Regions from separate parts of the Homo sapiens genome. Here region 1 is linked to region 2. Evidence: chromatin contacts called from ENCODE Hi-C or POLR2A ChIA-PET data. All regions are on one chromosome and are shown on one strand. Each heading gives the region's core, a stretch centred on a gene start or an enhancer-like site at or near the end of the contact. The rest is flanking DNA. Distances are from core to core; before and after follow the strand shown. Region 1 holds the start of SNU13 (small nuclear ribonucleoprotein 13). Region 2 has its middle 21 kb from the start of TEF.

Evidence for each region. A loop is a pair of places that touch in the nucleus more often than their neighbours do. ChIA-PET counts read pairs that join two places held with the same protein, here RNA polymerase II (POLR2A). Pooled maps may share reads with other maps.
Region 1: a pooled map shows a loop between it and region 2 (2.6-fold over the local background). The contact joins the promoter of SNU13 here to the enhancer-like site in region 2. A Hi-C loop is called at or near these places in 7 of 50 pooled maps. POLR2A ChIA-PET finds 5 or more read pairs at or near these places in 6 of 52 experiments (AG04449, CD8-positive, alpha-beta memory T cell, OCI-LY7 and 3 more).

The regions. Positions count from the first base shown.
Region 1 is chr22:41,686,609-41,692,443 of GRCh38, reverse strand. SNU13 (small nuclear ribonucleoprotein 13) reads left to right here and starts at 3,577. Exons shown (of 3, transcript NM_001003796.2): 1 at 3,577-3,650. The coding sequence starts at 3,648. It also overlaps the pseudogene C22orf46P. RefSeq lists enhancers at 3,478-3,657, 4,208-4,377 and a silencer at 3,897-4,096.
Region 2 is chr22:41,400,023-41,405,701 of GRCh38, reverse strand. No RefSeq gene overlaps it. Among named protein-coding and RNA genes, the nearest start is that of TEF, 21 kb to the right of the region's middle. RefSeq lists a cis regulatory region at 3,155-3,168 and an enhancer at 3,090-3,234. Within about 2 kb of position 1,666, at least 10 of the 41 ENCODE cell types and tissues checked have a DNase peak (open chromatin) inside an H3K27ac peak, as active enhancers do.

The DNA of each region.
Region 1 (5,835 bases), core at 2,328-4,827, 280 kb before region 2:
CAAGACTCCGTCTCAAAGAAAGAAAGAAAGAAAGAAAGAAATCCAGAGTCGACCAGGCGTGGTGGCTCACACCTGTAATCCCAACGCTTTGGGAGGCCAAGGTGGGTGGATCACTTGAGGTCAGGAGTTCGAGACCAGCCAGACCAACATGGTGAAACCCTGTGTCTACTAAAAATACAAAAATTAGCTGTGCGTGGTGGCACATGCCTGTAATCCCAGCTACTAGGGAGGCAGAGTCAAGAGAATCACTTGAACCTGGGAGGCAGAGGTTGCTGTGAGCCGAGATCGCACCACTGGACTTTAGCCTGGGCCACACAGCAAGACTCCATCTCAAAAAAAAAAAAAAAAGAAAAGAAAAAAAAGAAAAACAAGAAAGAAATCTGCAGAGTTGGCTAGGAGTGGTGGCTCATTCCTGTAATCCCAGCACTTTGGGAGGCCAAGGCAGGCGGATCACATAAGGACGGGAGTTCGAGACCAGCATGACTAACACGGAGAAACCTCGCCTCTACTAAAAATACAAAATTAACGGGTGTGGTAGTGCATGCCCATAATCCCAGCTACTCAGGAGGCTGAGGCAGGAGAATTGCTTGAACTTGGGAGGCAGAGGTTGAGGTAAGCCGAGATCACACCATTGCACTCCAGCCTGGGCAACAAGAGCAAAACTGCATCTCAAAAAAAAAAAAAGGAAAAGAAAAGGAAATCCGCAGAGTTGTGACTAAAACTTCTGGGCTGCTGGTAATCATTTGTTTCTTAATCTGCATGCTACAAACTGATGTATTCAATTATGAAAATTTACTGATCTACACACTTGTAATTGTGTGTGTGTATTATCCTTGGACCAATTTTTTTTTTTAAAAGAGAGAAAAAAGAGGCCAGGCACAGTGGCTCACACCTGTAATCCCAGCACTTTGGGAGGCCGAGGCAGGCAGATCACAAGGTCAGGAGCTCGAGACCAGCCTGGCCAACAAAGTGAAACCCCATCTCTACTAAAAGTACAAAAAAAAAAAAAAATTTGCCAGGCGTGGTGGCGGGCGCCTGTAATCCTAGCTACTCGGGAGGCTGAGGCAGGAGAATCGCTTGAACCAGGGAGGCGGAGGTTGCAGCAAACCAAGATCACACCACTGCACACCAGCCCAGGCAACAGTGTGAGACTCTGTCTCAGAAAAAAAAAGAGAGAGAGAGAGAGAGAGAGAGAGAGAAAGAAGAAGGCCATTCTGGTGACTGTATGGAGGATAGGCTGTGGTTGGATAAGAGAAGCAGCAAGAACCAGGCAGAAGGCTGTTGCTATGGTCCAGTTGAGACATGATGGTGTCTCTGCCCAGGAGGGTGTGGTGTGGTTAGAAGTGATCAGATTTGAGATACAATTTGCAAGTATAGCCCCTGGGACCTGCAGATGGATTGAATGTGTGGAGTGAGGGAAAGAGAGGAGCTCAGGGTGACTCCTGGGTTTGGGGCTTGGCCGATGCTCTCCCTGAGCAGCCTGAGTTTCCCTCTGATTCATTTCTGGTACACCAGGCATAAAACAAGGTCCTTGTAACAAGTGACAGAGACAATCATGGTGCTGAGGGAAGAAGGGTGAAGGTGTATGGGGCCCACTCACCTTGATGACATTCCTTGTGCTGAAGCGGGTCCTGGTGACCTGGTGCCAACAGTGCCGGACCTGCCAGACCAGAAAGAGGCAGAGGACAAGCAGGTTGCCACAGCACTGAGGGTCCCTGCAGCTGTGATTCTGGGAGAGCAGGCCCTGCACTGGCTCCCACTCAGGGCCATGGAATGGCCCCACCACAGCACAGGCACCCAGCAGTGACAACAACATGGCAAAGCTTAGATCAGGCAGATGGTGTTGGGAGCTAGAGGGCAGGCCTGGCACATCTGATGCAGCCAGCTGCAGTAGGATAGCCGCCACCTCATAGCACCCCTGTCACTGAGGCCACCTCACAAAGGGGGCTGATGCCCCAGCCTCAACTCTGACCCTGGTGCCAGGCCTGGTTAGCATGCTCTTGGTGCAGGTAAGGACAGTATTGGGGAATTGTTCAAAAGTAATTAGGAGGAAGAACTTGTTTTAAACAAACCCATCCTCTGGAATGAAAAGATTAAGTTCCCTGAATGTGTGATGGGGTGATATAACCTGCGGTCTGCTTGATTTCTTTCTTCCTATGAAATACTTGGATCTGCCTGTCCTTCTATTATCAAACATTTAATGAACACTGTATTGAATACATGTATTCTTGTTTAACCACTCAACATGCCTTTCTCGTTGCTTGCAGTATCCTGATTTCCTGTGGGGGAATTACTTTTCCCATCTTAGGATCAGTGTTGGTGGGAAAATAAATGTTACCCTGAAGACTCTTTTACCCAAAAGTTCTATTCAAAATATTAAATATCTGAGCAGGCAGGGACGTCAGCCAATTATAATGAGCCAGGCCTTAACTGTTTAGTGGCTGGAATTTTTTTTTTTTTTTTTGAGACCGAGTTTCCACTCTTGTTGCCCAGGCTGGAGTGCAATGGCGCGATCTCGGCTCACTGCAACTTCCACCTCCCAAGTTCAAGCGATTCTCCTGCCTCAACCTCCCGAGTAGCTGGGATTACAGGCATGCGCCACCACGCCCGGCTAATTTTGTATTTTTAGTAGAGACGGGGGTTTCTCCATATTGGTCAGGCTGGTATCGAACTCCCAACCTCAGGTGATCCGCCCGCCTCAGCTTCCCAAAGTGCTGGGATTACAGGCGTGAGCCACCGCACCCGGCCCTCTTTTTTTTCTTCTTTTTTTTGAGACGGAGTCTCACTCTGTTGCCCAGGCTGGAGTGCAGTGTGCAGTGGTGCGATCTCGGCTCACTGCAAGCTCCGCCTCCGGGGTTCACGGCATTCTCCTGCCTCGGCCTCCCGAGTAGCTGGGACTACAGGCGCCCGCCACCATGCCCGGCTAATTTTTTGTATTTTTAGTAGAGACGGTTCACTGTGTTAGCCAGGATGGTCTCGATCTCCTGACCTAGTGATCCGCCTGCCTCAGCCTCCCAAAGTGCTGCGATTACAGGCGGGAGCCACCGCACCCGGCCGGCCTTTTTTTTTTTTTTTTTGAGAGTCTCGCTCTGTCGCCTCAGCTGGAGTGCTAGAGTGCAGTGGCATGATCTCAACTTACTGTAGCCTCCACCTCCGGGGTTCAAGCGATTCTCCTGCTTCAGCCTCCTAAGTAGCTGGGGTTACAGGCGCCCGCCACCACGCCTGGCTAATTTTTGTATTTTTTAGTAGGGACGAGGTTTCGCCATGTTGGCCAGGCTGGTCTCGAACTCCTGTCCTCAGGTGATGCGCCCGCCTCGGCCTCCCAAAGTGCCGGGATTACAGCCATAAGCCGCTGCGGCCGGCCGGTGGGTTACTTTTTGAATGTTTAATTCATTGTTTCTGCCAATAATTTGTACTAGGCAGCTCATAAGAACGCCAAAGTACGTTCCTTCTTCGACACAGGGCCAGTTTCCGCGCCAGTGCCCCCGTAGAGGGCGGGGCCCACTCGCTCGCGTAGCGTCACCTTCGCTTCCTGCCGCGCGGGGCCATTTCCGCTGCTGCTTCTGTGAGTTTTTCCGGTGCACGCGAGTGCTTCTGAAACGTCAGCTGCGCTCCCCTAGGAGTGCTGAGCCCGCGGAACCGCAGCCATGGTGAGTGCGTGCGCCGGCCGAGGGACCGGGAAGCGGGAGACTCAGGGTTGCGTTCACTCCCTAGCCTGTTAGATGGAGGCTTAGAGCCTGCGCCGTCTCATCCGCCGGCGTTGGGTCTTAACCGCCGGGCCCTTAGTTAGAACCCCAGCAGCGGCGGGGTCCCAGCAGCCTGGCCCGAGGTTAGAACTCAGGAAACCTTAGGATCCCCGCAGCTGTGTTGCTTTGCCGCACGGTCTGTTTGCTTGGCAAAAGGCCTGCAGCGAGCGGAGGGGGCATGGCCCAGCCTGGGAGAAAGAGACCAACCCACGTGGGAGAGGGCAAAAAGTTGGGTGAAGAAAACTTGGCTCCAACTTTTTTTTTTCCTTGTTTCTTTTCATACGAAATCTACGATGGCGTGGGACCCTGGGATTCGGATCAACCTCTCCTACCCACCCTACCTCACCCCACCCCCGTTGCTGGGGTTCAGGAGGAGATCTCCCATGGGTCTGCGCTTAGTGCCCGCCGCGAGTCACACGCGCCAGGGACCTAGAGGAGCCTTTGGCATTTGGGGGCTGTGGGGAACATGAAGTGAGCGCGACTCACGGCCTGGAGTGCAGGAAAGGCTTCTCCTGCAAGGCGGTGGCTTCAAAAACCAGAAGTCTGGTAGCACCACGTGCGGCGTCTCTAAACTCTTGGTCGTCTCTGACTTTTAAACATCTAGGGAAAGTTCTAAAACGTGTGTCCTGGCGTAGTAGTTTTGGTTGGCACTTGGTGAGGAGGGAAGAATTTGTAAAGCACTGTAACTTCTATAGTTAATCCTTCCAGTGGAGCTTGGATCCCGGCGGTAGCACTCCCCACAAACCTCCTCCCATGCATTTTGAAGCTTAGTACGTGGCTGAGCCTAGAACTTGAAGCTTCCAAACTCAGTGCTCGCTTTAACGCAGCTCCCTGAAACGTTTTGGAATCGGATGGTCTCAGGTTGAACTTTGCAGTTTTCCTCAACTGTAAAATGGGGATGACAGTGCATGAGGGTGTTGTGAGGATCAAATGAAATAAAGCATGGTAAACATCTAGTCCTGATGCTTGGTACAGAGTAAGCACGCAGTATTTGTTGTTCAATCAAAACCTTGCAAGTTTTGGCTGTCTGGTGTACAGCGAAACCAAACTGATCATGCTAGGTAGGGATTTAGGTTGGCTGGTGGTATGATATCATTCGTTAATTTATTTAACCCCTGAAGAAATTGAAAGGCAAATAAATACACCCTAAGCAAGTTTCAATTAGTGTTTATAAGCTAGTTTGGTTTTAAAATTGAGTTTAACTTTTTTGTTGACTAATAGTGAAACATTTAGGTATTTAATGATTGTTCAGATTCCTGAAGTCTTCCTCTTTTATGAATTTGATGTTTATTGAGATTTGAGAATCCTGATTTCCAGAGAATGGGTTGTTGGAAACAATGGCAATTTTTAAAGTTTTTTTAAATTGACATATCATAGTTGTACATACTTTGGGGGTTCCATGTAATATTTCTAAGTATATCTATTTTAAAACATGCAACAGGGCCAGGCGCGGTGGCTCATGCTTGTAATCCCAGCACTTTGGGAGGCTGAGGCGGGTGGATCATGGGGTCCGGAGTTTGAGACCAGCCTGGCCAACATAGTGAAACCCTGTTTCTACTAAAAATTCAAAAAAATTAGCCAGGCGTGGTGGTGGGCACCTGTAATCCCAGCTACTTGGGAGGCTGAGGCAAGGAGAATCGCTTGAACCTGGGAGGCGGGGGTTGCAGTGAGCCAAGATCACACCACTGCACTCCAGCCCGTGTGACAGTTTGAGACTCCGTCTCAAAAAAATAAATAAATAAAACTTGTGATAAATTATTAACCAAAATTTCCAGCTGGGCACGGTGGCTCACGCCTGTAATCCCAGCACTTTGGGAGGCTGAGGCGGGTGGATCATGAGGTCAGGAGTTCAAGACCAGCCTGACCAACATGGTGAAACCCCATCTCTACTAAAAATACAAAAATTAGCCAGGCGTGGTGGTGCGTGCCTGTAATCCCAGCTACTTAGGAGGCTGAGGCAGGAGAATCACTATAACCGGGGAGGCGGTGTTTGCAGTGAGCCGAGATCATGCCACTGCACTACAGCCTGGGTGACAAAGCAAGACTGTGTCAAAGAAAAAAAAAATCCCTACTGTAGTATCAAATAAAA
Region 2 (5,679 bases), core at 417-2,916:
TGAAAAAGCTCCCTCCTTGGCCTCATCCTGATATGGCAGGCCTGCTCCGTGCACCCCATGGGGTTCCAGTTCTTGCCCACATTTATTCTTTTTTTTTTTTTTTTGAGACGGCGTCTCGCTCTGTCGCCCAGTCTGGAGTGTAGTGGTGCAATCTCGGCTCACTGCAAGCTCTGCCTCCCAGGTTCACGCCATTCTCCTGCCTCAGCCTCCCGAGTAGCTGGGACTACAGGTGCCCGCCACCACGCCCAGCTAATTTTTTGTATTTTTTAGTAGAGATGGGGTTTCACCGTGTTAGCCAGGATGGTCTCGATCTCCTGACCTCATGATCCGCCCGCCTCAGCCTCCCAAAGTGCTGGGATTACAGGTATGAGCCACTGCACCCGGCCCATTTATTCTTTATTTATTTTAAAAAAAAATTTAACATTTATTTATTTATTTAGACAGTCTCGCTCTCGCCCAGGCTGGAGTGCAGTGGCACAATCTCGGATCACTGCAAGCTCTGCCTCCTGGGTTCACACCATTCTCCTGCCTCAGCATCCCGAGTAGTTGGGACTACAAGTGCTAATTTTTTGTTTTGTATTTTTAGTAGAAACGGGGTTTCACCGTGTTAGCCAGGATGGTCTCGATCTCCTGACCTTGTGATCTGCCCGCCTCAGCCTCCCAAAGTGCTGGGATTACAGGCACGAGCCACCGTGCCCGGCCCACTTTTTTTTATTTTTGAGCCAGAGTCTCTCTCTGTTGCCCAGGCTGGAGTGCAGTGGTGCAATCTCAGCTCACTGCAGCCTCTGACTCCCAGGTTCAGGTGATTCTGCTGCCTCAGCCTCCCGAGTAGCTGGGACTACAGGTGCCTGCCACCACACCTGGCTAATTTTTTTGTTATTGTTTTTGTTTTTGAGATGGAGTCTCACTCTTTGTCGCCCAGGCTGGAGTGCAGTGGTGCGATCTTGGCTCACTGAAACCTCTGCCTCACAGGTTTAAGCAATTCTCTGCTTCCCGAGTAGATGGAATTACAGGTGCGCACCACCACGCCCGGCTAATTTTTGCATTTTTAGTAGAGATGGGGTTTCACCATCTTGGCCAGGCTGGTCTTGAACTCCTAACCTCGTGATCCACCTGCCTCAGCCTCCCAAAGTGCTGGGATTACAGGCATGAGCCACCAGGCCTGGCCCCAATTTTTTTGTATTTTTAGTAGAGATGGGGTTTCACCATATTGGCCAGGATGGTCTTGAATTCCTGAGCTCAAGTGATCCGCTCATCTTGGCCTCTGAAAGTGCCACTGTGCCCAGTCTATTCTCTCTTTTTGACAGATGGGGAAACTGAGGCTCAGAGCCAGGCTTGTCAAAGGCATATGGAGGACTGGGGGTGGTGGGATACAAATTCAGGCAGCAGATAGACTCCAAGTCCGACGCCTCTGCAGAACCCCTCATCCCAGATGCCTGGCTGAGCTACCATCCCCACCCAACTCCCTCCACGTCCCCTCCCTCCCCAGAAAGAGCCTAGAAGCACAGGCCTTGGGCGGCAGCCAGCCCTCCCTTCCTCCCAGGCTTCTGTGCAAGCCCTTGGACCACGTATGCCAGTAGCCATTGGAGGGCAGGAGGGGCGGCGGCTGAGTCAGCTGGTGCCCACAGCACTGCCTGGCACGGAGGGCCCTGGAGGCTTTGCTGAGAGGACAGATCTGGAGGCTGGACCCGAGGTCACCGCCCAGGACGTGTCTACAGCTCCACCTGGTGGTGATACAACACCGCTGTCACACCCAGCTCTGGTGTTATCCTCCCCACAGCCAGGTCAGCAGATATTTGGGGAGCAGCTACTGCTGCTGCGCATGGGCAGGCCAGGCACTGAGAACAGAGCGAGGCTGAGGAGATGTGGGGGCACGCACTCCAGGCAGAAGGAACAGCAAGTGCAATGGCTCTGAAACAGGAAGGAGTTGGGAAGACCCAGGAGGAGCAAATGGGTTAAAGAACTAGACTTGGGTGCCAAGGATGGAGAGGAAGAAAGGCAAGGCTCGGTGGTTCACATCTGTAATCTCAGCACTTTGGGAGGCCAAGGTGAAAGGATCACTTGAGGCCAAGAGTTTGAGGCCAGCCTGGGCAATACAGTTAAGACCCTGTCTCTACAGGAAATTTTTTTTTTTTTTGAGACAGAGTTTCGCTCGTCACCCAGGCTGGAGTGCAATGGCATGATCTTGGCTCACTGCAACTTCCGCCTCCTGGGATCAAGCAATTCTTCAGCCTCAGCCTCCTGTGTAGCTGGGATTACAGGTGCCCGCCACCATGCCCAGCTAATTTTTGTATTTTTGTAGAGACAGGGTTTCACCATGTTGGCAAGGCTGGTCTCGAACTCCTTAACTCAGATGATCTGCCTGCCTTGGCCTCCCAAAGTGCTGGGATTACAGGCATGAGCCACTGCATCCAGCCCCATTTTGTGCTGGTATGAATAGAGATTTATTTCTGACAGCTCGGGAAGCCGGGAAGCCCAAGATCGAGGGCTGCATCTGGTGAGGGCCCTCTTGCTGTGTCATAACGTGGCAGAAGGCATCCCATGGTGAGAGGGAGCAAGAGCTCCAACGTGCAGCTTCAAGCTCTTTGTTTTTAAGATGGAGTTTCGCTCTTCTTGGCCAGGCTGAAGTGCAATGGCCCGATCTCGGCTCACCACAACCTCTGCCTCTCGGGTTTAAGCAATTCTCCTGCCTCAGCCTCCCAAGCAGCTGGGATTACAGGCGTGCGCCACCACGCTCAGCTAATTTTTGTCTTTTTAGTAGAGACGGGCTTTCTCCATGTTGGTCAGGCTGGTCTTGAACTCCCAACCTCAGGTGATCTGCCCGCCTTAGCCTCCCAAAGTGCTGGGATGACAGGCATGAGCCACCGCACCCAGCCACCTCAAGCTCTTTTATATCCATTCGTGAGGGTGGAGGCCTTACGATGTAAACACCTTCCATTAAGACCCACCTCCCAACACTATTGCATTAGGGATTAAGTTTCCAACCCATATATTCTGGGGAGACATTCAAACCATAGCACCGTCCTGCGTGCTGTACGCTGGGAAGACATAAGAACAGTGAGGAATGGTGCACCGGGCCTTGTGCCTTAAGAGGGAGGGCCAGCTGGAGGCAACACACTGAGGCCCTTGTCCTGTCCCCTCTACCTCTGATCCTTGACCTTTGCCCCGTCCCCTCTACCTCCCTGTAGTCTGGACTTCCTGGAGTCAGCCTGAAATCCAGACCTGAGTGGACGCCCACTACTCTGTTTGGAGAAACCTATGGGACAGCTAGGCAGTGGCTTGCTGTGTGCCTAGCTCCTGATGACAGAGCTGCAGCTTAAAATAAAAGCCTCCTGCTCAGCACTTACTTAATCCTGAGGGGACCGGGCATCAGGACGCATGGTTGCGAGGATTTGCTTAAGTGAGAGGCTGATGAAAGCTCCCTGAGGGCTGGCTGGGGGGTTGGGGCACCCATCTTAAAACCTGTTTCTGATTTCCTTTGCTGCTCACCCCTATCTCTGGCTGGCAGCTTTCCCGGATTAGCTGCTGACGTCAGGAGCTGCCAGCTGGGCCAGCCTGGCACAGCCACGGGGCAGTGTGTGAAGGGCTGTCTGGTAATAGGGTGCAGTAAAGGAAGGGGGCATGTGTCCAGCTTCGGAATTTGTCCTTGAAGGAGCTGGGGTGGAGGGGAAGGAGAAGGGTCGAGATGTGCTGTCAGGCACGCACATGTGACCTGTGTAGCGCATCCTTGTTGGACAGAGAGAGAAACAGCTCAGGGAAATGGATAAGTTGTCCAAGACCACACAGCTGGTCTGACCCTGGCTGCATCCCACACCAGCTGGTAGACAACCCGCGATGGGCAGCAGCTGCTGGGACTGGAGGTGATGGTCTCCATGTAGGTCCGTACCTTCCTCTCTGTCACCATAATGGCAGCTGCTGAGTGGTGTTTGCCCTGCTCCAGGTGTCTTCGTGGGACAACTGTCTTATGAAGCTGGTGTTCGTTTTTGCTTTTGTTTTTTTTTTTTTGAGATGGAGTTTCGCCTTGTTGCCCAAGCTGGAGTGCAATGGCACTATCTCGGCTCACCGCAACCTCTGCCTCCTGGGTTCAAGTGATTCTCCTGCCTCAGCCTCCTGAGTAGCTGGGATTACAGGCATGTGCCACCATGCCTGGCTAATTTTGTATTTTTAGTAGACAGGGTTTCTCCATGTTGGTCAGGCTGGTCTCGAACTCCTGACTTCATGATCCACCTGCCTCGGCCTCCCAAAGTGCTGGGATTACAGGCGTAAGCCACCGCCCGGCCGCTGGTGTTCCATTCTACAGGTGAGAAACTGGAAGCCCAGAGAAGGGAAGTGACTTGCCCACGATCATACCCCAAATTGGTGATGGAGGCAGGGTTTGATCCTAGGACCGTCGGAGTCCAAAGCCAGTGCTCTGCCATACATACAGAGATTTCACAGCTTTGACATGTTTCAAGCCCATGCCCCTGTGCTTGCCGTGGCTGCACAGATCTCCGCTTTGAGAGAGCGCATTTGCATGCAGAGTAGAAAATACAGAGGGGGCCAGGCGCGGTGGCTCACACCTGTAATCCCAGCACTTTGGGAGGCCAAGGTGGGTGGATCACTTGAGGTCAGGAGTTCAAGACCAGCCTGGCCAGGCTGGGCACGCTGGCTCACGCCTGTAATCCCAGCACTTTGGGAGGCCGAGGTGGGACGATCACAAGGTCAGGAGATTGAGATCATCCTGGATGATACGGTGAAACCCCGTCTCTACTAAAAAATCAAAAAAAAAAAAAGTTAACTGGGCTTGGTGGCAGGCACCTGTAGTCCCAGCTACTTGGGGGAGGCTGAGGCAGGAGAATGGCGTGAACCCGGGAGGTGGAGCTTGCAGTGAGCCGAGATCACACCACTGCACTCCAGCCTGGGTGACTGAGCGATAGTCTCAAAAATAAATAAATAAAAATAAAAATATATATATAAAAGAAATATTTGCAGGCTGGGCGTGGTAGCTCATGCCAGTAATCCCAACACTTTGGGAGGCCGGAGGTAGGCGGATTGCCTGAGTTCGGGAGGCCGAGGCGGGCAGATTGCCTGAGCTCAGGAGTTCGAGACCAGCCTGGCCAACATGGTGAAACCCTGTCTCTACTAAAAATACAAAAAATTGGCCGGGTGTAGCAGCATGCGCCTCTAGTCCCAGCTACTTGGGAGGCTGAGGTGGAGAATCGCTTGAACCCGGGAGGCGGAGGTGCAGTAAGCCGAGATCCCACCACTGCACTCAAGCCTGGTGACAGAGCAAGACTCTGTCCCCCCCCCCAAAAAAAATTATAAATGTTTTATAGCCAAAGAACAGGAGAAAAGGAAAACCCTCAAGAGTCCCACCAAGAGGATCCAACTCTTTAGTCCTCTCGGTTTTTTTTGTTTTGTTTTGTTTTGTTTTGTTTTTGAGACAAGTGTCGCTCTATCGCCCAGGCTGGAGTGCAGTGGCGCAACCTTGGCTCATTGCAACCTCCACCTCCCAGGTTCAAGCAGCTCTCCAGCCTCTGCCTCCCAAGTGGCTGGGATTACAGGCCTGCACCACCATGCCCAGCTAATTTTTGTATTTTTAGTAGAGACAGGGTTTCACCATGTTGGCCAGGCTGGACTCAAACGGACTCAAACTCCTGACCTCAAGTGATCTGCCTGCCTCGGCCTCCCAAAGCACTT